Regions from separate parts of the Homo sapiens genome. Here region 2 is linked to region 1. Evidence: chromatin loops called from intact Hi-C (ENCODE). Cell type or tissue: PC-3. All regions are shown on one strand. Links, peaks and the distances in the headings refer to the core of each region. The heading gives the core; the rest is flanking DNA. Region 1 holds the start of S100A9 (S100 calcium binding protein A9). Region 2 has its middle 31 kb from the start of S100A7.

Region 1 (9,201 bases), core at 192-8,191:
CTGTGAATAAGCCCAGGTAGCTCCTCCCTGGGAAAGGGCAAGATTGCCCAACACTCCCGAGAGCTCGTCCTCAGCCCCAACCTGGGAAAGCCTGCAGGGCCTGAGGGTTGTGTCTGCAACATCTAGAAACTTCCTGCCTGTGAAGTTCTGCTCCAGGAGCCTGAAGACTGTGGATTGAAGTCACTCACCAACACCACCTTTTACCAGGGTCATGAGCAGGGTCAGGATGGACAGAGAGAAACTGGGAGGTACAATCTCAGGAAACAGCTCACGATGCCTAATTCTGCCCCAATAGCTTACATGTCTGCCCATCATCCTCCCGCCTGCCACTCCCCACCGTCGGCATCAAGCTGCCACCTACCACAGAAAGCCTCCCACAAACCAAGAATCTCCAGCTCCTCGCCATGTTCCAGTTGTCACCTAATCTCATTCCACATTCTGCAACCTGGACTTACAGCCCTTGAGTCTTCACAGAGGAAACTCTGCATGACACTTTCCAAGAACGCAGTAGGATGCAGTCTCCACGGGGACCTGCAGAGCCTCTCATGTCCCGGAGGGTGGGGCAGCCTCCCTAGACACTTAGGAAGTGCCCTGAATCCAGAACAGTTGCTCTCAGTGAGCTGCAGTCCCACTCTCAGACTGGGCTCCCCAGGAGCGCTCTCTGGATGGGGCCCATTGAGCATGCGCCAGGTCTACCTGGCATTCATCCCAGTCATGCACCCAGACCCAGGCTGGAGCTGTGTGATGAGCAGGGGCTGCTGAGCTCTGTCCTGGGGTGAGGGTGAATGTGGGGCAGAGCCAGAGACAGAGATGAAGGAGACCAAGAACTGCAGCCTGGGACCAGCACTGTAGGGACCCTGGTAGTTTCCCCAGCCTGGCAACATGCTGTTTCTCCATGCCTTTTGCTGGCCGCCCATCCTAAATAAGTAGAACAGTTCTCAAAATGAGAAGGTTTCTGGGCTTGCATCCGGGGCACCAAGGACTTGAGGAGACTCGGTTCCCCTTTTTGGAGCGGCTTGGGGAGGGGAAGCCCAAGAAGAGATTGGGTGGTGGCTGCCAAAGGGGACCAACAGATTCTCTGCCCCATCCAGAGACCAACAGATTCTTGAGGACTAACAGACTGAGGGCTGTCCGGGACGAGGGCATCGGGAGGGAGGAAGAGAGCAGTGTGGGTTGTCCCTCTCTGATTCTGTGAACTCAGAATCCCGAGAGGACCTCCTAAGTCCTAAATTATCTGGCCCCCAGCCCCATCTCACTCCACGCTGCCAGAGCAGGCTCCCAGTGCTCTCTGCCCCACCTCCCACCATCTCAAGACCCTTCCCAAGTGCCCAGCCTCGCTCCCCACCTGCGCCCAGAGGCTCCACTTCAGCCTGGCATCTTTGGAAAGGGCTCCGTGACTAGTTGGGACTGGTAGAGGCTCAGAGTCTCTCTTCTCCATTCTAGCACCTGAATGAATTGTAATTATAATCTCCTCAAGAGCAGTTCCCAAGTCTATCTCTTTACCTGCCTTTAATACTATCATTATTTATATTTACATTTTTTTGTCCTCTGTCTTAAGCCTCCCTCCAGCTGTGAATTTCACAGAAGTGGGAATTTACTTTATTCTGTAGTCTCAGGGTTTAGCTTAGTGTCTGGCATAATGCTGACACATGTTAGAAACTCAATAAGCATTTGTCAGATAAAGAAGGAAGGAAGGGAGGGAGGGAGGGAGGGAGAGAGAGAGAGGGAGAGAGAGAGAAAGAAAGAAAGAAAGGAAAGAAAGAAAGAAAAAAGAAAGAAAGAAAGAGAGAAAGAAAGAAAGAAAGAAAGAAAGAAAAAAGAAAGAAAGAAAGAGAGAAAGAAAGAAAGACTTAAACAGGACACTCTTTTAAAAGGTGTCAAAAGAAGAAATGGAAAGGAAAAGCAAGCCAGCACACCGACCTGCCTCAAATAATGCATACCTTCAAGTACCTAAGGCAGTGGTTCTCAAAAAGTGGCCCAGGGGAAACTGGGGGACCCCAAGACCCCTTGGGGGGGTCCATGAGATCAAAACTAATTCCAGAACAATATTCTCTGAACTTCCCACCACAGGAAACTGCCCACAAACCAAGACTCCCGGCTCCTCACTTTCCTCACTGTGCTGATATTTGCACTGATGACACAAAAACAATGGTAGAAAAAACCGTTAGAGACATGAACCTATGTGTGGCGTCAGACTGCACTAGCAGTCATTGTATTCTTCACAATGTATTCTTTCAAGAAAAGGAGGCTCACTTAGGAATGTTTTTGATGAAGCAGTGAAAATTACTCATTTTATTAAATCTCAACCCTGATTCTCTCAAGGAAAAGCATTTGTGTGCTACAGTTGTGAGCTGAACCAGCCACTTTTCATGGACGCCGTGAACAAATAACATAGAACAAATGATAGCCAAACTATGGATACTCATATTTGGGTATGCGGCATACATTTTCTTGAAAATTAACAAAGTGAGCCTTTCACTTCCGGGAAAACAACTACAATTTGTTAGCATAATAAAATTGGAGCTTTCAGTCAAAAATTTGAATTTTGGAAAATTTGTGTCTGCCACCATGAGTTTGACAGCTTCCCAATATTTGAAGACTACTGACAGGATCAGTGGTGATATTAACAAATGTGGTGGGGCTTTTTTGCTTTTTTTGTTTTGTTTTGTTTTGTTTGTTTTTGAGACGGAATCTATCTCTGTCGCCCAGGCTGGAATTCAGTGGCATGATCTCTGCTCGCTGCAACCTCTGCCTCCCGGGTTCAAGTGATTCTCCTGCCTCAGTGTCCCAAGTAGCTGAGACTACAGGCATGTGCTACCACACATGGCTAATTTTTTGTATTTTTAGTAGAGATGGTGTTTCATAGTGTTAGCCAGGATGGTCTCGATCTCCTGACCTCATGATCTGCCCGCCTCAGCCTCCCAAAGTGCTGGGATTACAGGCGTGAGCCACCACGCCCGGCCAAATGTGGTTTATTTATATGTGTGTGTGATATATATAAATATGTATATATAGAGAGTAATAAATGATGTCAGCATTTAGAAGACGTACATAACTCAGTCAACCAATATTTTCCAAATGATCAATATATGAAGTCACAAAGTTTGGATAAAAGATCCATTAAATTTTAAGAGGGACCAATTGATTCTAATGTAACAGAGAACAAATAATTCATTGATATGGTTTCAGACTTTACGTTGCAACTAACCTTTGAGAAACCATCACTTGTTGGGTTTTGATGTAATATGAGAGAAGAATATCCACAATTATATATTTAAAGGCTATTAATGTATTCATCCCCTTTGCAACTACTTATCTGTGGGAGATTGGATTTTCTTCAAATCTTCAACCAAAGCAACATACAGCAATACCTTGTATGCAGAAGTAGATGTGATAAACCAGCTGTCTTCTTTGAAGCCATACAGTAAAAAGGTCTGCAAAAATGTGAAAAAAAAACACTCTTCTCACTAGCTTTTGACATATATATATAATTATTTTTAATTGTTTAAAAACGTGGTAATACGTAATGTGTTTATTAATGGTACTTTAAGTGAGTTAATAAATCATTTTAAATTTTTTAAACTTTTAATGTAGTAAATACTGATACATCTAATCCACAAAAGCTCTTTGGGATACTCAATAACTTCTATGAATACATATAAAAGGGTCCAGAGAGCAAAAAGATTAAAAACCTGGGGCCAAAGGAATCCCACAGGCTGTCCTGATGCAGATAGGCCACAAGGTGGCAGCATGCGCCCTCTGATAACTCCGGAGTCACCTTTCACTCACTAGGAGTCTCTGAGCAACCTCTTTTATCCATCACTCCCTTCCACTTCCTTCCTTACCTTCATGCTTCTGTGTGGCACGTCTTTTTTTTTTCTAACTAGCTTTATCCACCAACGCCTTCATAATTACAGGGCATAGCCATCTCCTAAGCATAAGTTCTGGCCAAACCAAGCCAGTCATTCATTTTATTCTGCAAACATTTGTCAGGTGTCACTCATATGCAAAGCTTATCATCCAGGGATGAGTACATTGAGAACACTGCTCTCAAGTAGTTAATAATATAATGAGGGAGACAGATCCAAACGCCAGTGATTATAATGCCTGCTGAGTGTGAAAACCCTTTATTCTTTACAAAGGGCTGTGGACTTCAAAGGGAGTCCTGAGAGCAGAGGATGCCAAAAGCCAGATGCTGAGATACTCGCCAAAAATTTCTGCAGAGATCTGGAACCTAGGGACATAGTGAGCGCAAAAGCCAGGTTCCCAAGAGATCGGGGAGGAGAAAGGGTTGGAGCAACAGAAGCCAGGCAACAAAAGGGAATGCCAGCTTTCTCAATTTTGAAGGTGGCATGTCTGAGAAATTAGGAGGATGATGAGCAGAGGCAGCCAAGGTGGAGACAGGGGGAGAGGTCCAGACTTGGGGAAGCTTAGGTTGAATGTCTAAGAAGCCAGATCATTGGAGGGTCCTCACTGTGGATGCTGGAGCAGCCCAGCATGGGGGCAGGGAGTGCGGCTGCTCTCAGCAGAGGGCCTCAGAGACCTCAGGATGGCCAGTCAAGGGAGGCCACAAGGATGCCAGGGGTGGTCAAAGCTTGATGTGGACTGAGCCCAAACGTGGTAGAACAATGGTCTGAAGCTACCCGTGGATAGCTTCTGTAAGTCATCCTAATGCACTAGAGTCTAGAATGAGCACTGGGGAAATGGGGGATGTTAGGGCGCTTGTGGTTAGGAGACCCGTACCCAGAGATCTCCAAGGAAGAGCACTTGGGACTCCCAGCAAGGAGGAAGACAGGGAGTGGAGGAATAGGCAGCAGGCTGTGCGCAGCCTGAGTGGGGCTGGGCCTCAGGCATCAGAGTCCCTGTGAGGAGAGGGACCTGACTTCACCTGCAGGTGGAGCAAGTAAGCCAGGAGACAGTGTCCAGGGGCCATGAGGCTAGTAGTAGTCATGAAGCCCACCAAGAGTCCATCAAAACTTGGAATCTGTGCTAGAAATGACCTAAGGGTCAGCTGTCCCAATCTCCTCATGTAATGGATAAGAAAATGGAGGCCCGAACATGGAAATCACTTCTAAAGACCACCAGCAAGTCTGAGAAAGCTAAGGACTAAAACCAGCTCAGTCCCTCAGTCCGGGTCCCACTGTGTGCCTGCTGTAACACCCCCATTACAACACAGGAGGGGTAAAGCTCCCTGAAAGACCACAGTGGGAGCTGCAGAGAAGGGAAAGACAGACCCGCAGTGGGTCCCAGGCATCTGGGAAAGAGCACAGTGATTTGATGGTAGCTGCAGGAACCTCTGCCTGCTTGTTTGTTTACTTGCTTGGTTGTTTGTTTGTTTGAAATGGAGTCTCACCCTGCCACCCAGGCCAGAGTGCAATGGCGCGATCTTGGCTCACTGCAACCTCTGCCTCCCAGGTTCAAGCGGTTCTCCTACCTCAGCCTCCTGAGTAGCTGGGATTACAGGTGCGCACCACCACACCCGGCTAATTTTTTGTATCTTTAGTAAAGATGGAGGTTTCACCATGTTGGCCATGCTAGTCTCGAACTCCTGACCTTGTGATCCACCCGCCTCGTGCTCCCAAAGTGCTGGGATTACAGGCGTGAGCCACCGTGCCCGGCCACTTATTTGTTTTTTAACCCAAAAAGCCACACCCTTTTCTCCCAGTGAAAACCTCGAGTCATTGTACAGAGCCAGGAAAATTGGCCCACCCACTTCATGCCCTAGCAGAAGGCTCCGACTTTCCCTGGAAAATCAGTACCCAGAGGGGAAGACCCCCATCCCACCATCCCTCAGTCCAACCTCTGGCCTCGGCTGGCAGTGAGGAGGCAGGTGGGTGTCGGCCACCTACTGATCATGCCAGGAATTGTCTGCTCCGGTCAGAACCAGAATGGCTCAGCCCTGGCCTCACCTGCGCCTGGGCTAGCCTGGAACCTGGGGGCCTGCAGTGGCCTTCTAAGATGGGGGCCCACTGTCAGCATCAGATCCCCCAAGTGCAGATTCCCGTCTGTTTTGAAACCCTGACCAGCTGCTCATTCCCACCCACTGCTGAGCCTTCTCTCCCCCAACTCCCTATTTTACTTTCATTCTGAATCAGCACTAAATGACCACAGTCAGTGGCTCTGCAGAAAGTCACAGAACAGAGGGTGACAGGCCAGTGTTTATGTCACATTCACTCATTTCATCATTGATTCATGCACTCCTGAATTTATTCAATCAACAAGCGTTCATCCAGTGCCTCTGAGCCAGCCCTTGCCTGGTGCTAAGACTTTGGAGGGTAGCAGGCAGCATCCCTGCCTAGAGGAGCCACAGTGGTGTGGAGGAATCAGAAAGTCCACCTGAAAGTTGAGAGCTCCATGACAAAGCAGAGATGCCTGCCGCACACCATCACTCAGGGTTTGAGTCACACACACCCTGCTTCATTGTCATGCTTTTTTTGTTTTTATTTTAAATTAATGGACAAATTGTATTAAACAGGAATTTTCATATAAAGCTTCAGATGTCCTGGGCCCTCAGGAGGTCCAAGAACATCTGGTCTACTTTCCCACGTGGCAGCCCTGGCCTGACACTGGCTGTCCCTTCAAGGTAGGAACGTTCTCATTCCCCACAGTTGCCACCACTGTCCAGTGTCCCCAACCCTGAGGCCCCATATCAGTGGCCACAAGTTGCCCTACTGCTGCCGTTGATGTTCTCATGCCCCACCAGCTTCACCTTGGGTCTGGTTCCCGCAAGGGTGAGTTGGAGATCCTTGGTCCTGAGTGAGAAGTGCTTTGTCAGAGGCAGCAGAGGGCGCCATGGGAGCACACAGGAAGGGCGCCTGGGGCTGTGCAGGGACTGCAGAACAGGCTGCACTGGCACACAGGGTTGGCTGCTGGCTGCTGGCTGCTGGCTGCTGGCTGGGTTTCCTCTATTAGCTTAAACAATGGAAGGTGGACTTGGATAGGAAATCTACCTCATGTATTCCTGAGCTGTGTCTGCACCGTTCATTCATTCGTAGGCGACTCATGTATTCAAGCACTCATTTATTTATTAGATGCTTGCTGTGTGCTTAGCACTGTGCCAAGCCCTGTCCTTAGCTACCAAGAGTTTAAAACGTAATTTGGAAGACAGGATATAAGATTATGTCTCCCCTTTGTATTGCGACTCACTCATCAAGTTCTCCCAGCATCTAGCATTCATATCTGGCACTCAGTAGGTGCTCAACAAATATTTGTTGCATAAATGAATGAAAAGATTATTAGTAATAATACCTTTTATTTACTGAGCTCTTCCCAACTTTCCATGTATTGTCGCAATCCTCAAGGTAAGTCCTGATATTATCCTATTTTATTGATAAGAAAAGTAAGGCACAGAGAAGTTAAGTAAACTGCCTAAGGTCACACAGACAGTCTGAAGTCTTAACCACTACTCCAGGTGCATCTCAGCAGTGTGAGGCAGGCCATGCTTAGGGCCAATGCTTAGCACACACAGAGATTGCCTCAGGCTTTCAGAGGACAAAGCAGTCAGGAGGGGCTGGGGCAATAAAGGAAGGCTTCATGGAGACAGAACAAAATAACCAGTGCAGGTAGAAGAAGAGAACCATCTTTCCTGATAGAGAGAGGGGGCAGCAAGCAAGAGGGAGTCCCAGGGTGGATCATCCATACTGGCTTCCAGGGGTGACGGGAAAGGATGCCAGCAAGGACTTCAGCAAGGATCAATCAGCAAATCCGAGGGTGTCTCTCTTGCCAAGCCCCGGGCTGTGTGCATAGGAGAAGGAGAACATGAATGAGAACCTACCTTTGAGGATCTACAGCCAATTGTTGGACAGAGGCAAAATATGTATATAATTTTACTCCAGGAAAGCAAGTGTTGAGAGCCAGAAGTGGTATGAGAATCATAGTCAGGAAGACAGAAACTGTTTCCAAATGGGAAGCACAGAGCAGTCTCCTTGGAAGAGAGTGCATTAGAACTGAGCCGTGGGGGCGGGCAGGATATCACTGTGGAGTAGGGGAAGGGCACTCCTGGGGTGGCAAGGTGGGAGGTGGGCCCTGTGTTCCCACAGTGGGCAGGGAGGTAGTGAAAGGGAAGCTGGCCGGACAGGCAGGGCCATTCCAAGAGGGCTTTGTGCGCAGGGCTAAGCCAAGCTTTCTCCATAGGCAATGGGGAGCAACTGGAGGTTCGTAGCAGGAGAAGGACACATCTTGCCCACCAGGAGGCTAAGTAAAAACAGTTGTCTCCCAAGTTATAAGTTCCTGGAACCCTTGCTGGGAGCAGGATTTAGAAAAATGATGCTGAGAGATGCTAGAAACATATTCGCCCTGAGGCTCTCTCACTCAGACTGCAAGAGGAAGGTATCATCAGAATTGCCCTTAACCAGGAACCAGAATAGCTGGGTCCCCTTCCTGCCAAGTCAGCAACCAGCTATGTGACCTTGCTCAGGTCCATCTCCGGGTGTCAGTTTCTTCATCTACAATGCAAGAGGGTTGCCCACCTCTGAGAACCCTTCTAACCCCAAATCTCACCCTATGAATCTAAGAACACCAACCCCTCGCCATCCTAAGTATCACAGAGCCAGGCAAGCATGGGTGAGAGCTCAGACCATCCTTGTTGGACTAAAAGGAAGGGGCAGACTGCCCATGGGGGGCAGCCGAGAGGGTCAGGCCCCCATAGGTCCTCAGCCTGCTTCAACCTCAAAGGGGATGGGGGGCTGAGTGGTGCCAGAGGAGCAGCAGGCTCGCTCGGGGAGAGTAGGGCCTTAGGATAGAAGGGAAATGAACTAAACAACCAGCTTCCTCCCAAACCAGTTTCAGGCCAGGGCTGGGAATTTCACAAAAAAGCAGAAGGCGCTCTGTGAACATTTCCTGCCCCGCCCCAGCCCCCTTCCTGGCAGCATTACCACACTGCTCACCTGTGAAGCAATCTTCCGGAGACAGGGCCAAAGGGCCAAGTGCCCCAGTCAGGAGCTGCCTATAAATGCCGAGCCTGCACAGCTCTGGCAAACACTCTGTGTGGCTCCTCGGCTTTGGTAAGTGAGCTGCCAGCTTCCCCAGGCAGAAGCCTGCCTGCCGATTCCTTCTTTCCTTCCCTGACCCAACTTCCTTCCAAATCCTCCTCCTAGAAGCCCTCCTTGGTTGGCCCTGCCTACTTTAAAGCTTCTTTCACATTTTCTTAGGTCATGTTCCCCTGGGGCCTCCTGCCCTCAAATGCTTTGCTTTTTGGCACTC
Region 2 (9,201 bases), core at 241-8,240, 140 kb after region 1:
TGCCATTTGTTATAGAACAAACCATTGAAATATCTAGAAATCAACCCAGCAAGATACACCAGTTTTGAAATGTATCTGGAAGAGCCTAGATAATTTTGAAGTTGAACGAGATGGTGGATGTGGCCTACCAGAGAGAAGACTTATGTAAAGCAGTGATCGCCAAGACATGAAAGTGAAGGCATAGAGATAGAAAAGCAGAACAAAGCAGACATCCTAGAATTAGGCCCGTACATAAATGGAAACGTGATCTGTGAGACAGGTGGGCATTGCATGAGACACTGAGGCACGGGGTGGGGAGATTGCAAATCAGTGGGAAATGACAGCCGAGTCAGTAAGTGACACTGGGATAATTAAGTATCCATATACATAAAAAACAGATTTAGATTTCATTCTGCATCACATAATATGCAAAAAAAAAAAAGAGTTAAAAACTTAATTAAAAAAAAAAATTTAGGCCGGGCATGGTGGCTCATGCCTGTAATCCCAGCACTTTGGGAGGCCAAGGCAGGCAGATCACATGAGGTCAGGAGTTCAAGAGCAGACTGGCCAACATGATGAAACCCCCTCTCTACTAAAAATACAAAAATTAGCCTGGTGTAGTGGCGCATGCCTTTAATCCCAGCTACTCAGGAGGCTGAGATGGGAGAATAGCTTGAAACCCGGCAGGCGGATGTTGCAGTGAACCGAGAGCACACCATTGCACACCAGCCTGGGTGACAAGAGCGAAACTCCATCTCAAAAAAAAAGAAAAAAAAAACTTAAAAATGGGCCAGGCATCCTAGCATTTTGAGAAGCTGAGCCAGGAGGATCGCTTAAGCCCAGGAGTTTGAAACCAGCCTGGGCAACATAGTGAGACTCCATCTCTACAAAAAAAAATAAATATATTTAGCCAGGTGTGGTGGTGTGCACCTGTGGTCCCAGTTACTTGGGAAGCTGAGGTGGGAGGATCACCTGAGCCCAGGAGTTTGAAGCTATGGTGAGCCATGATCCTGCCACTGCACTCCAGCCTGGGCAGCAGAGTGGGACCCTGTTTCTGTTTCTTTTTCTCTTTTTTTTTTTTTTGCAGTGGTGGGATCTCAGCTCACTGCAACCTCTGCCTACCAGGCTCAAGCAATCCTCCCACCATTATCCAAGAACTCATCGCCAAATCTAACATTGTTAAGCTTTTCCCCTGTTTTTAAAGAGTTTTATAGTTTTCGCTCTTACATTTAGGTCTTTGGTGATGGTTTCTATCTTAAGCTGGTGGGTAATCAAGCATTCCTTATGTTATTTGTTACATTGCAGGGGATGTGGGGGAGTGTGGGTTCTCTTTTGCTGTGCCTGCTTTTCTTACATTGCATGAAACACAAGTCCAGTCAAGTTCTCTCTGCCATGGTCACTAGTATTACTGCCTAGAAGATCATCTTATGTATATCTTACTGAGGCCATTGTCTTCTTCTCTGTCTCTGAAATGGAGCAAGAAGCAAGTAAATCTCATCTAGAGAATGGGAGTCTTACCAGAGGCTGGGAAGGGAAGAGGGAGAGGGGAATAAAAAGAAATTGAATGGGAATTCAATTGCTGGGAAGGGGAGAAGGAGAGGGGAATGAAAAGAAATATATAAAGGGTTATATAGAAGGAATACAGAATACAGTTATATAGAAGGAATAAGTTCTAGTATTTGATAAGTTCTAGATACTAAGTTCTAGTATTTGATAGTACTAGATAATACAATAGGGAAATTACATTAACAATAATTTATTGTAAATGTGAAAATAGCTAGAAAAGAAGAATTGTACTGTTTCTAACACAAAAGATAAGTATTTGAGGTTATGAATATTCCAATTACCCTGATTGGATCATTACACACTATATACCTGTATCAAAACATTACATGTACCCCAAAAATATGTACAACTAGGATATATCAATCTTTTTTAATTCTTTGGTGAGCTGGTAGTGTTAGACAGCAATCTTTAATGACCAGTACTGCTCCTTGCGGAGCAGGACTAACTCATAGGCAGCATGCCCAGAGTCAGCCATGATATATCCATTTTTTTAATACAAAAAAAAAAAAGGGTCTTTGCCCTTATCCAACTGCTAACCACCCAGGACACCAAAAGCTCTGAGCTAATGACTGGGAATGAGAGACCAAGCCGACATCTGTCTGGGTAGATGGCACTGCCCTCCAGCACCCTCCTCCCTGAGTCTCCTGCACTACTGCTTGCCCTGGAGTCACTAGGAAGGAAATCCAGATAGGGCTGGCTTCCTCATACAAGGGCTTGAACACAGTATGAAAAACACAAATTAGAAAGCTCTGGAAAGTGAGTACACCCTGGAAGGAAGCCCAGACATACCAGAGTCTTTATCACACTAAAATCACACGTGCCAAGTGCCAGGCTCACGAGGCAAGGCCTGTGTGTGCTGGAAAGATGTGTGAGACACTGCCCTTGTGCTAAAAAAAGCAACGCAGTTGTGGAGGCTGCAGTGTATAAACCCGTAGTGAAGAGCACTAGCCTTGGGGGCCAAAAATCACAGGTTTGAACCTGGTTCCTCTACTTCCTAGCTATGTGGATGTGACAAGTTACATCTCTGAGCCTCAGTTTCTCTGCCTGTAAAATGGAATAAAAAATATTCAGGTCAGGCGCGATGGCTCATGCCTGTAATCCCAGCACTTTGGGAGGCTGAGGTGGGCGGATCACCTGAGGTCAGGAGTTCGAGACCAGCCTGGCCAACATGGTGAAACCCCATCTCTACTAAAAATACAAAAATTAGCCAGGCACAGTGGCGGGCGCCTGTAATTCCAGCTACTCGGAAGCCTGAGGCAGGAGAATCGCTTGAACCCGGGAGGCGGAGGTTGCAGTGAGCCAAGATCGCACCACTGCACTCCAGCCTGGGCAATAGAGTGAGACTCCATCTCAAAAAAAAGGCTTTACATCTATGAATGTATTTAATCATTACAACACATTTAAAAGGTAGGAGCTATTATTATCACCCCCACTTTACAGATGTGAAAGCTGAGGCACTATAGGATTATGTAATTTGCCCAAGATCACACAGGCAGTAAATGGTCACACCTGGATTTGAACTCAGGCAGTCTGGCTCTAGAATCCTTGCCCTTAATTGCTGGACTCTGACACCTAGTTTAAACCTGTTTATTTTTAGCTCTCGTGCTACCCACCTTGTGAGCTGTGACTCTACAATAGCAGAAGTGACGGTGGTAAAGGCAGTGGAGTGGCTGTGGTAGTGGCAGCGGAGTGGCGGTGGTAGTGGCAGTGGAGTGGCGGTGGTAGTGGCAGTGGAGTGGCGGTGGTAGTGGCAGTGGAGTGGTGGGGACAACAGTGCGAATCACAATCAGGGAATTCAAGGGCACAAATGGGAACATTCAACCACTGCCATGAAACTGCAAAACTTGAAGGCTCTAACACTGAACCTTCAAATTTATTAAAGTTCTATCTCAATCCTAAAATTAAAGCCATATAGTGGCCTTTTCCTCCTGAACCCCGAGGTGGGGTGGTGCAGAACACTCCTGGACAAGTGGGATTGGGCCGAGTTCACTGCAAAAGGAGGGATGAAAGCGGCTTTCCCGAATTCCTCACCCACCATCATTCCTCCCGTCTCAAACAGGAGGACGAGAGAGTCAAATACTGAGCAAGGTAAATGGAATCGCCACTTTGGGAACTCTGGATGCATGCCACTTCCTTTCCCCGGGAGGAAAGGCCCCTCCAGGCCTACCTGGTCCTGGAGCTGGACAGGGCCCATCCAAGAGTCCCACCCTGAGGGCGGGAGCCGCCACCTGTTGTCAAGTCTGAAAAGCCACCATCTGGGCTTCCTTCCCAGGGATTGATTCATCCTTACGTCTGTCCTGGCAGCCTTCGCAGATTACAAAACCCTCTTTATCCCATTTAGTTTTTATGACAGCAGTCAGAATGGTGACTTCATCTGAGCCCCAGCCAACCTCACGGTGTAATATGAATCCCTCCTAATGACGAAACGAGACATTATCCCTTTTGCTTTGATTTTTCACTGTTGCTGCTGCTGCTGTTAGGCCCTGCACCTGGCAAAAGTAAGTGCAATACTCATCTGGAAGTGAGTGATTGAAAACTCTAGACAAAAACTCTGCAAGCAAACCAAAGAGGTTAATTTGTCTGAAGACACAGAGCTAACAGAGGCTAACAGAGGCTGAGCTGTGATTCACACAGCAGTCAATCTGACCCCACAGTGCTGCTGTTTCATAGATGACGAAAACAAGACTGGGAGAGGTGAAGTGGCTTGCCCAAGCCGCAGGGCTGGTGAAGAACTGAAGGAGACTTAACTCAGAGCTCCAGATCCCTAAGGCAGGCACTCATGCTTTCTTTGAAGAAATGGGGGACTCCACTGACTTCTGAGAGAGGAAACACCTACGCAATCCGCTGACAGTCTTGGTTGGCAAGCCACAGAGTGTGACACACAAGATAGAAGAGGGAGGCACTGAAGCCTCCTCAGTTGTCTTGGGGTGGGAGGTCCAGGAAACCCCACCATCACCCCTCAGCATGTTTGAAGAACCCCATCTCCAGCCCAGGACCCCATAAGCCTTTCACCAAATCCCTTCCCAGCCCCTCCCCGCCCCCCACTCAGCACTCATGATCCCTCCCCTCTGCCAAGCATCCCCACCCACAAAGCCCCTCACAGTCAGCCCCTGACTTCCAGCCTAGCCTGGTCAGAGCACTGCCCCTCACAAAGCTAGGAACTCCCCAGCTGGGGCTGCTTCTTCCCCATCAGGCAGACATCTGCCGTTGCCCTTCTGCACCCCTCTCCTCCCACTGCTAAGGGCAGGGAGTTCAGACCTGGAAGTTCAAGAGAAAGAGATGAGTTCTTGTCTCTACCCCTCCCCAGGTCTTCATTTCTACCCACTCCCAGGAGTGTCCGGCCTCTGGGGAGTTTTTCCTCATAGAGGAAGGAGGAATATGTTGCCCAGGAGACAATGCCAGCCTCCACTCTGTGAATTCAAGGTGAATCCTCGTGGTTGAAACTACAGGAGGAAAAACAGAGACTGAGGTGGCTTTGGTCTCGCCGTCTAAGTAAACTCTAGCACAGGTGCCGTGGGGTGTCCCTCACACAAAGCCAAAGCACTCAATCTACAGTGCACCTTGAACCCACCACACAGGTATTCTTAAACACAAGAGCTTGCCTCCTCTTTCCCTGCAAACCCCAAGGACTTGGTCTTCTTGCCTCCCCTCTGCAGTAATTCTGCCACTCCTCTGTTCCTTGGGTTTGCAGTAGTCACTGCTGGTCACCAACCATCCACCAGTCCCCTCTCCTTCCTTCTTGCTGGCAGACCACACCTTCCACAACAAAGGCCAACAATGCCAAAGACTTGGTCTCCAAGCCTCCTGTGCCTCTAGAAGTGGCCTAGATGGGACCTAGTTCTGGCTGGTGATATGAAGGAGATGTCTTCTGGAGAGTTTATGAGAAAGATTTTCTGCCTTTCTCCAAAAAAACAAAAAAAAAAAGTTTTGGGAGAAAAAAAAAAGTTCCCTGCACTCCCTATTTACTTTGTTTTGGTTTTTGTTTTGTTTTGGTTTGTTTTGGTTTGGTTGGTTTTTTTTGAGACAGAGTCCTGCTCTGTTGCCCAGGCTGGAGTGCAGTGGCGCCATCTTGGCTCACTGCAACCTCCTCCCCCCGAGTTCAAGCAATTCTCCTGCCTCAGCCCCCTGAGTAGCTAGGACTACAGGCATGCACCACCATGCCCAGCTAATTTTTTGTATTTTTAGTAGAGACAGGGTCTCACCATGTTAGTCAGGCTGGTCTCGAACTCCTGATCTCAAGCAATCCACCTGCCTTGGCCTCCCAAAGTACTGGGATTACAGGCATGAACCACTGCGCCCACCCCTATTTACTTTGGACATTGTCATGGAAGGAGCTGTGCTTATTGCTTCTCAAGAAGAGAGAAAAGAATTACCGTGAAACTGGAATGGTTGAGCTGCAGGGATCTCTTATCTCTAGATTTCTTATTATATGAGATAATAAACTTATATTTATAATCCACTTTAAACCAGTTATTTTATTTGTTTACAACTGGAAGGATCTCAAATGGTACAAATTTCCTTTTCCAAGACTATTCCTATTCCAAGAATAATATTCTTGGAATTCCTATTCCAATATTCTCAGAATTTCCTATTCCAAGAATAATGAAGGGACACTCAATCTCCAGCCACCCTCTCTGTTGCCACCCAGAAATTGGACATAATCCATAAGTCCCAACCAGACACTCTCTGGCCAAGGGGTCCACTTGGGCTGAACTCCTGCCTCCTGCCTGTATCACTAGGAAAAGAAGGGATTGAGCAAATATATGGAAAACGGAAGATGGAATCAGATAATGAAACCCCCATGAGAAGTTTGGGGGTGAGAAAAATGATGCTTGAGTTATTCCACTTGGCTTTTTCCACTGATGCAGCTTGGCGTGACACCTCTACTATTTTCTCTCTTTTTTTTTTTTTCTTTTGAAATGGAGTTTTGCTCTGTCGCCCAGGCTGAAGTGCAGTGGTGCAATCTCGGCTCGCTGCAACTTCTGCTCCCCAGGTTCAAGCAATTCTCCTGCCTCAGCCTCCCCAGCAGCTGGGACTACAGGCACAGGCCACCACACCCAGCTAATTTTTGTATTTTTAGTAGAGACAGGGTTTCATCACGTTGTTCAGGCTTCTCTGGAACTCCTGACCTCAGGTGATCTGCCCATCTTGGCCTAAAGTGCCGGGATTACAGGCGGGAGCCACCACGCCCAGCCCCCTCTACTATTTTCTAAATATCCAGGTATGTGACTTCTTCCTTCTGTGACTTCCTCCTCTTTATTAAATCAGCATACCAATTCTAACCCCTCCAGCCCTTGCGTGTGAGGCCCTCCACGGCCCACCCCAGGCATGTTCCTCCCCAGGAGCTGTAGCACAGTCTGCTCCAGTCTGACAGGTCTCACGGTGGCCACCTTCCGAGCCCAGATCAAGTCCTGTCAAGTCCTGCTTGCTCTGTGAAGCCTCCCTAACCACAACAACCCTTCTGCCCTCTACCTTCCACAAATGCTTGAGATTGTATTTCCTCCATCACTTTATCCAGTCTTGTAATTACACAATCATCATCATTTGGCTACCATAAATGTTTGTTTCGTGTAACGAAAACCAGGACCCTACTCTTGAGGTCATGGCCCCAGAGCAAATAGCTGGTGAGGCCACCCTGGCTTGCAAATTCTCAGCCCATGGGAGCAGGCTCTGCCTGCCTCAATTCTGAATCAAAGAAGGACATGTTCACAAAGACTTTATTTGTGAACAACATGTTTTCCATCACCATGCCAACACAGGCTTAATCTTCCATCATCCAAAGCAGCACATCTCATAAACCACAGCTAACATCTTTAACAAACAAAGCGCAGCTTTTTGTGACTGCTTTCACAGGTCTTAGGGTATCATCTCTGCTATCTGCACCACAAACACTATCTCTGGCCACTTCAAGCTTTTCTACATCTACCTCCAAAATAGAAATCTTTATATAGTCTTCTCTACTAGAATCTATAAATTAAAAATTCTGAACTGCATTTGATGCCTACATGTCAGCAGGGGCCTCTCTGTTCGTAACTACCACCACCCTGCCCTGATTCCACCCTGCACCCCCCGAATATGTCCAAAGCCCTCGCCAAGATTCCCACAAATTACAGGAGTCTGTATATTCTGGTGCTCATTTCTGCCTATGGAACCTGTATTCATGCATGAAATATCTGGCCTATACCTTGAGCCACATGCAAAATTCAACCCTTATCTCAATTTCCACCCAACACAAAACAACACAGATGGAAAACATCAACACATTCATGAATGTAGATGATGTTGTTAAATATCAGGATGGGAGATTCTCAGTGAAGCATCATTTCCATCTAAAAAGGAAAGCCACTAGATTTTCCTGAGGTTAGAGAAAATTCAGAGTGCAGCAGAGGAGGAGAGTCTTCCTCAAAACCAAGTGCCACTAAGGGGCATGGAGGCAAAGGAAAAGTCAACCCCCCCACCCCTAGGCAGGTCCTGCTTGCTAGGGGCTGAGCTTCTGGTGAGCAGAACCTTGGCATGGATGATGTCTGATTTCAGCAACAAAGAGGGGAGCTGGAGATTGAGTGTCCCTCCCTAATTAGTCTTGGAAAAGGAAATTTGCAACAGTTGGGAGCCTTTTGATTGCAAAAAAAATACATTAATTGATTTAAAGTGGATTATAAATAGAGGATTATTATTTCATATAATGAGAACCTAGACATAAGAGGTCCCTGGTTTGGTAAATTCTGCAGCTCAACCATTCCAGTGTCTCTGTAATTATTTTCTCTCTCCTCAAGAAGACCATGCAGACCTCCCCTGCCAAAGCCAAGGTATGAAGCAGGATGGCACCTTCCCAGCTCCCACCAAGCCCCTCCCCACCTTCCTTCTGAGAGCCCTTTCCATCAAACCATCTCCTCCCTTTTCCCTCCTTCCTCTGCCTGCCCTCTCCTGCTAAGGTCTACTCCGCCCCCTGCTGGCCAATCTTGGCAATGGCCTAGGTCTATTACGAGACCCTTCCCCTGGTCCCACCCACTTTCTAAATTAAGAGTACTGATGTCACCCCTCACCCAACCACTGCTCCCAGGAGGCCAGGGGACACATCATTGACTTCTTGCCATCAGACTGGAGGTGAAAGAGGGGGGATCAGTTTTGGGGTCACTCTGACCCACGCAGGGAGAAGCTATGGTGATGCCCTATCCTTACCGTGAGACTAGGAGCTCCTGTGGTCATGAGTGGTCTTCCCCTGAAATAAGAGCTCCCTAGAGGTCACTCTTTGGTTAGGGCCACAGGCTCTCATTCTGAGTCCCTCGGGCCAGCTGAGGGAAAGCTACTGGAGCAAAGCAACAACAAGCAAGGGCGAGCATGGTAGGTGAACACCCAGCTGGGGAGGACAGGCTGGCCCCAGGGGACATTTGCTTGGGGTCACACCTGCTCTGAACTGCCCTGAGACAAAGAGGATCCACTCCCAAAGTATGTTGGATTTTTCCCAGAGATTATCCTATCCTTAAAATGCAGAACACATAAGATTCTCTTTGCCTGCTGGCCTGGCTTCCCCACCCGCCTCTCAGAACAGCAGGCTGTGACCTCATCCCTCCCCAGGACCCATGGCAGGTATTACCCCAGTGGCCCGTGCCTCACCCCACGCCCACCCCATCACCTCATCCTACAACCTCTGGGCTC

The links. Peaks named below come from ENCODE experiments on the same cell type or tissue, not always from the same donor. Only the 100,000 strongest peaks of a DNase experiment are listed, where the experiment ranks them.
Region 2: a loop joins it to region 1, with 7 times the contacts of the local background. A loop is called at or near these places in 102 of 110 quality-filtered maps.

The regions. Positions count from the first base shown.
Region 1 is chr1:153,348,880-153,358,080 of GRCh38, forward strand. It overlaps S100A9 (S100 calcium binding protein A9), which reads left to right and starts at 8,975. Exons shown (of 3, transcript NM_002965.4): 1 at 8,975-9,002. RefSeq lists silencers at 3,797-3,846, 4,872-4,921. In PC-3, for the core only: CTCF peaks have their summits at 3,744 (motif pointing right), 4,901 (motif pointing right), 5,834, 6,787 (motif pointing right) and 1 weaker place; DNase peaks (open chromatin) are centred at 3,762, 4,892 and 6,802; H3K27ac peaks cover 508 bases; H3K27me3 peaks cover 2,786 bases.
Region 2 is chr1:153,486,595-153,495,795 of GRCh38, forward strand. No RefSeq gene overlaps it. Among named protein-coding and RNA genes, the nearest start is that of S100A7, 31 kb to the left of the region's middle. In PC-3, for the core only: no CTCF peak of the experiment used is centred there; DNase peaks (open chromatin) are centred at 3,837 and 4,237; H3K4me3 peaks cover 528 bases; H3K27ac peaks cover 2,506 bases.